2 separate regions of the Homo sapiens genome follow, and region 2 is linked to region 1. The links are chromatin contacts, found by Hi-C in ENCODE. All regions are on one chromosome and are shown on one strand. Each heading gives the region's core, a stretch centred on a gene start or an enhancer-like site at or near the end of the contact. The rest is flanking DNA. Distances are from core to core; before and after follow the strand shown.

Evidence for each region. Hi-C counts contacts between places; a loop is a spot of excess contacts on that map. Pooled maps may share reads with other maps.
Region 2: a pooled map shows a loop between it and region 1 (3-fold over the local background). The contact joins the enhancer-like site here to the promoter of CCDC3 in region 1. A Hi-C loop is called at or near these places in 1 of 168 maps with a recorded cell type or tissue (ascending aorta) and 3 of 50 pooled maps.

The regions. Positions count from the first base shown.
Region 1 is chr10:12,999,515-13,003,750 of GRCh38, forward strand. CCDC3 (coiled-coil domain containing 3) reads right to left here and starts at 2,199. Exons shown (of 3, transcript NM_031455.4): 1 at 1,683-2,199. The coding sequence starts at 2,056. RefSeq lists enhancers at 1,328-1,828, 1,829-2,329.
Region 2 is chr10:12,873,506-12,877,741 of GRCh38, forward strand. No RefSeq gene overlaps it. Among named protein-coding and RNA genes, the nearest start is that of CCDC3, 130 kb to the right of the region's middle. Within about 2 kb of position 1,871, at least 3 of the 41 ENCODE cell types and tissues checked have a DNase peak (open chromatin) inside an H3K27ac peak, as active enhancers do; they include ascending aorta, where a contact is called at or near this core.

The sequences.
Region 1 (4,236 bases), core at 949-3,448:
AGGTCCAGTTTCATCTCAGTGGGTCCCAGAATAACAGAGAAGGAATGATTTGTGTGTAGTTGTTAACACACTCCAAGGCAAGACAGCCCTGTGAAATGAAAATGTCAGACTACTGTCTTTGTATTTCTGCCCTAACTTTTGTAAACATGGTAGAGCAAAAAAGATGAGAATTGGCTGAGCACCACGGAACTATTGGACAAACTGTATTTCATGATAAAAATTTCTTTAAAAAGCCTGCTCAAACACTTGGGCTCTTTTTCCTTTGGAGAACAAAGTTCTGGTTTTGAATAGTTTTATAGATGGTTTCTCAGTATCTTTCCTAATTAAAAACATGAAACCCTAAGTTTCTCTGTATCGAGAAGGGCACTCTCTCAGTCTCACTGGCTTTATTTAGAAACTACACTTCTCTGGAAATACATACATATATATAAAAACTTAATCTAGCTGAACCACTCAAGCCAACACAAAGCAAGACGTGTTTTTTAAACTTAGATATTCTGGCTTCAATATGGAAAACATGTGTTGCCATGCACTTACAAACACCACTTTGTAGAACTGTTTTCTTTCTCAGAGAAATGCGAGCTAAAAGTGAATCTGCAGACCCACGTCAGCCTCATTCCAAATATCCTCAGTGCTACTTCCCAGACTGGGAAAACGAACTACAACCGATCACCCCAACAGTGGATTAATTTACTATCTTGATAGATAGGTTAGATTCCATTTTGATGTTTTTCTCAGTTGTTTTATATCACTCTCCAAATTCCAACTGAAGCTAACCAAAGAATTTAGAGTTCTACCTGGCACTCTCTATTCAAATTTCAGAAGAATTCAGTAGTCAATGAGAATTGACTGAATTCTTAGGCAGATGCATTCCATCTTGACCACAGGCCAAGTTCTGAAGTTCATGGAACTTCAGAAGATTCCAGTGGTCTATAATCAAAGAGGACCTCCTGGCCTGGTTCACCTCTCCACTCCTCAAAGCATTGCTACCCAGGATTTTACCAGCAGCAGAACCCCAAGCCCTAGTAAACCTTTGCTATTTCAAAGAACCTGGCAGCTGATATGAGACAGTGAAGCAATCCCGGGCTACATTCCACACCATTCACATCTTGGCATTTGAGCAAATGAGGAAGAGGAGAGAGTGGACAGCTGGTCAACTTCTAACCTGCACCAGGTGCTTTGCATGAGTTACGTTCCTCACTCAACCAGCCCTGTCTCTCACTTTACACAGGTGAGGCTATGGAAGTTCTTGAGAAGGTGTCAAGAAATGCGCTCAGAATCACGGTTAGGAAGGGCAGAGCCAAAATGCCAGCCACAGACTGATTTCAAAGATTGTTTTTCTCACCGTCCCAATCTACTCCCACTGAGGCCAGTTTAAAAACCCAAGTCAAAGGGACTGTTGGAGGGCGCTTTGAGCTTCTGTCTGCAATGCTCTTCTGTGTACAAGGCACAGAAACCTTCCCTGTCTTTTAAACCGCCTTAACCAGGGGTAGTCAGGATGTCTGTAGAGACGTCAGACGGAGCAAGAAAGATCCAAGAAGGCAAGGGGTAGGCGCCCCAGGGGCATTCTCACTTGACACCGACAGGCTGCCCGGGGAGTTACCGGCCTGGCTCTAGGTAACGGCGACCTCGGGAGGTGGCGCAGAGAGAGAGAGAGGTGGCGGCGGCGCCGCCGGGCTCACCTGAGGAAGAAGAAATAGGAGTAGTCCTGGACCACGGTGTGGGAGTGGCACGAGAAGTAGCCCAGGCCGGTGAGGTTGAGCCTGGAGCCGGCGGGCACCTCCAGCATGCTGCCCCACGCCTGGTCGCACAGCATCTCGACCTCGGCCGAGTAGAAGAGGCCCCCCTGGCCGGCGTGGTACTGCCAGGGCAGGTGGTTGTAGAGGCCGGGCGCCTCGGGGTGCAGCGCCAGCACCCTGGCGTACACGATGGTCTCGGCCAGCTCGGCGCGGCAGCCCTCGCTCAGGGGCCTCCACTCGGAGGGCAGCTGGCAGGCGCGCGCGGGCGCTGGGGGACCCGCCAGGCAGAGCGCGGCGAGCAGCAGCTGGCGCAGCATGCCGGGCCCTCCCGGGGCGCACGGGGCGGCGGCGGGGAGCCCGGGGAGCCCGCCGGCCCGGGAAGGGCAGCCCTGGGCGCTCGGCTGCTCGGGCCGCTCCCGGGAGCTGAGCGCACCGCTGTCTCCGCCACGGGGCTCGGCATGCCCGGCCCTGGCGCGCCACGCTTTAAAAGGGTCCCGGGGACTGGACGCGCCGGGCGCCCGCCTCCCGCCCTGCCCCCTGCGGCTGGGGCGTGGGCGGGGGAGGGGCGGGGAGTCGGGCGGGTCCCGGCGCCGGCTGGGGCGGGGACCAGGGACTCGGAGAACGCGGGGACGCCGGGACCCAGCCCTGAATTGGGGACAGTGGCCCAGCAATCTCCTGGCGCCCCACGATGGACGTGGTCCGAGCTTGCCAGGCGTAAAGCCTGTTTGCAAACGCAAGGCATTCATTAAAGAATGACTCTTAATTTGCACGATTACTGCCTAAGTTTTTACATTTTCTCTACATTTCAGAGTAAAAATACATAGAAACCAAATCTGACTTTATATTCCCAGAGATTAGGAAATTCAGTGTGGGCTGAGATCTCGTGCTCTCTCAGATTTGCTAGTTATTTAATGAAGATCTTAGAAAAGCTTTGATAAAAGATTCCAAAAAGCAATCATTTGGCCCTGATTTTCTTGGTTTCCATAATCCCTGATTCCATTTTCTAAACACTGTACACCTGAGAAATACATTCAGAAGTAAATCCCAAACAGCTTTTCACATCAGTGAGTGAATTTGAGGATACTGACTCCACAGTTCCATCTTTATCTCTAAAGGCAACAGGTTTTTTGTTTTGTTTTTTGTTTTTTTCTTGAGACAAGGTCTATATCTGTCACCCAGGCTGGAGTACAGTGGCTCCATCAGGGCTCACTGCAGCCTCGACCTCCCCTGGGCTCAGGTGATCCTCCCAGGTCAGTCTCCCAAGTAGCTGGGAATACAAGCACACTGCCACCCCGGATAATTTTTTGTTTTTAGTAGAGACAGGCTATGTTGCTCAGGCTGGTCTCAAACTCCTGGGCTCAATCGATCCTCCCACCTCAGCCTCCCAAAGTGCTGAACTTTCAGGCGTGAGCCCCCACATCCACCCTGAATATTTAAATTATGCAATTTCATAATGCTATTAGTCTCCCAGGGCTGCCATAATAAAATACTCTAGTCTGGTGGCTTAAATAACAGACCTTACTTTCTCAGAGTTTTGGAGGCAGGAAGTCCAAGATTAAAGTGCTAGGGTTGGTTACTGGTGAGGCCTCTCTTCCTGGCTTACAGACGGCCACCTTCTCACTGTGTCCTCACGTGGCCTTCTCTCTGTGTGTGATGGAGAAAGAGTGAGCCCTGGTCTCTTCCTCTTCTAACAAGGTCACTAGTCCTATGGGGTTATCACCCCACCCTTATGTCCTCATTTAATTACCTGCCTGAAGACCCTATTTCCAAATACAGTCACATTAGGGAGTTAGCACTTCAACATATGAATTTGGAGGTGGGAGGGGAGACATAATTCAGTCTATATGAGCTATTTAGCAGGTGTTCTGCAGGTTTGCTAGAGAAAGAGAGCAGGGATCCCAAATGGTTTATATTCCTGGCAGGCAGACTCACAGCACACACTGCCAAGTTATAATAAGAATTGCTAAACCTTAGTCATTGTTGACCATGGGCCAATCACTGTTGTAAGGACTGTACATATGTCATCTTAATAAATTCTCCAAACAATATTCTGAAGTAGATATAACTATTATCCTCATTTTACAGATAACAGGCACAGAGAAGTTAATTGACACCAAAGATCACAAAGCTACAAGTTGACCAAGCTAGGATTCAGCTCCCAGCAATCAGACTCCAGATCCATGTACTTAACTACAACACTAGAATAGGGCCAAATATAGGAAATGCTCTAAAGACACAGGTCGGCCCTTTAACCAGGATATACACAGAGCAAATTAAGAGAAAACCTTAGCAGAGTCACCAATGATGGCTCAAGGAGTGTGCAACTGACCTAACATTAATTTTGTATGACCCAGAATCCCTGCTCTATTTTAGTCCTATACTGTAACTCATCAGATAAGATAGTAAGAAAGTTTTTCTTACTAACTGCATCTTCAAGTGTCTTGAAGGCCTGGAAAAGATTTGTCTACCCCAAAAGACTGTAAGGCCCTCTCTTTTC
Region 2 (4,236 bases), core at 621-3,120, 130 kb before region 1:
GACCCCCGTGACATGCAGGTGACCGCACCATAGCTCAAGATGTAGGAGACAGAATGGCCTTATGTCTTGGTTTGCCTGAGACAGTCCTCTTCATCACTATGGTCTCAGCATAATTTGATGATGATGCCCCTTTTCCACTCTTAGAAGTATCCCAGCTTGGCCGGGTGTGGTGGCTCCCAGTACTTTGGGAGGCGGAGGCAGGCAGATCACCTGAGGTCAGGAGTTCAAGACCAGCCTGGCCAACATGGTAAAACCCTGTCTCTGCTGAAAATACAAAAATTAACTGGACTTCGTGGTGCATGCCTGTAATCCCGGCTACTCGGGAGGCTGAGGCAGGAGAATCACTTGAACCCAGGAGGCGGAGGTTGCAGTGAGGTGAGATTGCACCCTTGCACTCCAGTCTGGACAACAAGAATCAAACTCCGTCTCAAAAAACAAACAAACAAACAAACAAAAAAACCCATAATTCAGCCCACCAGTGGCCTCAGGTTACTGTGTGTACAAGGTGTTTGTGGGATATTTCTGGTCTCCCACAATTTCAGCTGATGTCCAGAGTTAAAGGGCTCTAAGTAAGTACCCCACCTTCTATAAAGTGTTGCTAAGGAAAGCCCTCAATGCTAAGGCTTTGATACAAAATACCATTGATCCACCTTCCCCTCAATCTTTTTGTTTTGTTTTGTTTTGTTTTTGAGATGGAGTCTCACTCTGTCGCCAGGCTGGAATGCAGTGGCGCGATCTTTGCTCACTGCAACCTCCGCCTCCTGGATTCAAGTGATTCTCCTGCCTCAGTCTCCTGAGTAGCTGGGATTACAGGCATGCCCCACCAAGCCCAGCTAATTTCTGTATATTTAGTGGAGATGGGGTTTCACCATGTTGGCCAGGCTGGTCTCAATCTCCTGACCTCATGATCCGCCCACCTCGGTCTCCCAAAGTACTGGGATTGCAGGTGTGAGCCACCGTGCCTGGCCCCCCTCCATCTTTTTGCATCAGAAGAGACATGAAAAGGGAGAAAATGGTAGTTGTGGTCAACTGTGTGGTCAGCAGTGTTTACAGTGGCAGACTGTCTACAGAGGTGAAGAGGGGTGCCTTCTCTTCTCCCTTTGCAGAGGCCAAGTGGGGAAGGTTGAGGAGCAAGAAAGGGAGACCAGCATTTCCATTTCCCAGTTGGGTTCCCATTTGGGCACCTGCCTGTCGGGCCATCTGCCCGGTAGGAAGCACTTCCTCGATAACCGTGCAGCAGTGCCTGACCCCAATTCATGCGGCTCAACTGTGGATTTCTCTCTTTAGTATGAGGGGTACTTAGCAGAGTTGGTTTTTTTTTTTTTTTTTTTTTTTTTTTTTTTTCAGATTTGGCCTTTAACTGGCAAATTCTGGGTCAGGAAGAGCGCCCCTCAACATTTTTTGATGCTAATCCTTCCCCCCCAAATCTGCCACTGGTTACAGTAACTCAGCTTTCCCACTTGAGCAGTTTGAGGGATGCAGGGTCTGACAGGAGCCCAGAGGCCGTTCAGAGGATGGGCACCAACAGTACCCTGGCTCCAAACAGGGCAGCCAGGTGCAAGGTGGGCACAGGGCTTAGCAGGGAAGGTGGGCCGGCAAGGCCAGGTGCATGGCAGGAGTGGCGGGGAGCCTGGTGGGCTGTGGGGAGTAGAGGTAGTTCATGGCCAGCCTGGAGCTGAGAACATGGAGAAAGAACCCCAAACTCTTAATTTTTCTGTAGAACTTGGCTGGTGCTCAGGGCTGCTGGCAGCCTCAGCTGGAAATCTGTTTACCCAGAGAACGAAGCATCAGATAAGCTTTGTGGTGGAAGAGAGCCATGATTCTCAGTCTAAATGTTGAAATTAGAGGGAGAGGCAAAGAGAATCCAATGGAACTTGTGGCCGGTGAAGCTCTAGTGAGCCTGAGGCAGTGACTTGGGTCTAAGGTGAAGCCTTATTTATGGAGAAGCGATCCCAGGCGAAAACAGCTGTTGGCCAGAGTTTTGGAGAAACATGAGTTGACTCAGAATTAGGCCATGAACTTAGGTTATTATTTGCCTTTTTTCCCCTTGATTTTTTGTTTTGGGATTTATTTAAATTATGTTTGGTAGAAGGAGACTTACAAATAGGCAGATTGTTATTTTTCTTAACTTTATAGTATGAGTTCCATTAGGAGATATATATGACAAAGTGGTATTTATGAACATATTAGGGTTCTCCAGAGAAACAGAACCAATAGTATCTATTTTATATATACACACACACATATGTGTGCATATATACACATACATTTATATTGATTTTTTATTTTTTTGAGAGAGGGTCTCACTCTGTTGCCCAGGCTGGAGGGCAGTGGTACCACCACAGCTCACTGCAGCCTCGACCTCCCAGGCTCAAGTGATCCTTCCACTTCAGCCTCCCAAGTAGCTGGGACCACAGGCACGTGCCATCATGCCCAGCTAATTTTTTTATTTTTTTGTAGAGACGGAGGTCTCCCTGTGTTGTCCAGGCTGGTCTCAAACTCCTGAGCTCAAGCCATCCTCCTGCCTTGCCCTCCCAACAATTGAGATTACAGGCATGAGCCACCATGCCTGGCCTATTTCTATGTATTTATATGTGTATGTAGTATGTAGAGCTTTACTGTGAAGTATTGACCCATGCAATTATGAAGGCTAAGAGGTCCCACAATCTGCCTTCTGCAAGTAGAGACCCAGGAAAGTCAGTGGCATAGCTCAAAGGCCTGAGAGCTAGAGACCTAGTGGTGTAGATTCAAGTCCAGGTCTGAAGGTCTGAGAACCAGGAGCACTGAGGGAAGGAGGTGACCCACCCGCCAGCTTCAGCAGCCAGGTAGAGAGCAGATTCCTTCTTCCTCTGCCTTTTTGTTCTATTCAGGCCCTCTGTGGATTGGACGACGCCCAGCCATGCTGGGGAGTGCCATCTGCTTTATGAGTCCACCAAGCCAAAGGCAAGTCTCTTCCAGGAACATCCTCCCAGACACAACTAGAAGTAATGTCTAACCAGCTCTCTGGGTGCCCCGTGGTCAGCTTGACACATACAATTCCCCATCACAGTGAATCATGGATTGGGAGCTGTGCTTTGCTGGTGAAGCAGCTCTCCATGGGGAACAATAAGCCCCGATTTGTAACACTTGCTGGCCTTAGTGGTATAAAAGCTCCCACTTCCACTCATTTCAAGCTCTCCCGTGAAGTCACTGAGCAGGGAGTGGGAGGAGATAACACACGATCACCTCTCACAAGCCAGTCCAAGCTGGCTCCAACACCCCACAGTGGGGACCAGACATCTGAGAACAAACAAAATGTTTAGGCTCACAGTTTTCACTACTCCCTTAGAGTCGGGTGGGAGGACAAATTCTGGGATTCTATATTTTCGTGGTAGGTGTTTTATTTTATTTTTATTTATTTTATTTTTTGCTTTTTGGGTTTTTTGTTTTTTGTTTTGTTTTTTGAGATGTAGTCTCACTCTGTTGCCCAGGCTGGAGGGCAGTGATGCAATCTCTGCTCACTGCAACCTCCACCTCCCGAGTTCAAGCAATTCTCCTGCCTCAGCCTCCCAAGCAGCTGGGATTACAAGCGTATGCCACCACGTTCAGCTGATTTTTGTAATTTTTTTAGTAGAGACGGGGTTTCGCCATGTTGGCCAGACTGGTCTCAAAATCCTGACCTCAGGTGATCCACCCACCTCGGCCTCCCAAACTGCTGGGATGACAGGTGTGTGCCACCGTGCCTGGCCATATTTATTTATTTTTTGAGACAAGGTTTTCCTGGTTCACCCAGGCTGGAGTGCAGTGCCCTGATTGTGGCTCATTGTGAGGCAGGAGAAAAAGGCCTGGAGGCAGGGAACTTAAGGCCAGCCAACCCGTGGTGACTTTCTGAACTAAATCAAACTGAAAGCACTTCAGCAATGACAGGAATATGAATGGCTTTGTAACTTCACTTCATCCTCTCCATTTACATAGACCACACACACCAAGTAATATCCTCTCCATTTACAATAGGGTGCCTTCTGAATAAATGACTCTGTAACTTTACTTCATTCTTGGTTACAGCCAAGTAACCAATGGGAAGCCTCTAAAGTGTTGAAACTCCAACAAGTTCTGTAACCGGGGGTCTTGAGCCCCTATACTTGGGCCACTCCCACTCAGTGGAATGTACTTTCGTTCTCAATAAATCCTTGTGCATTTTGTCCAATTCTTTGTTAGAGATGCCGAGTACCTGGACACCTTCTGCCGGTTACAACT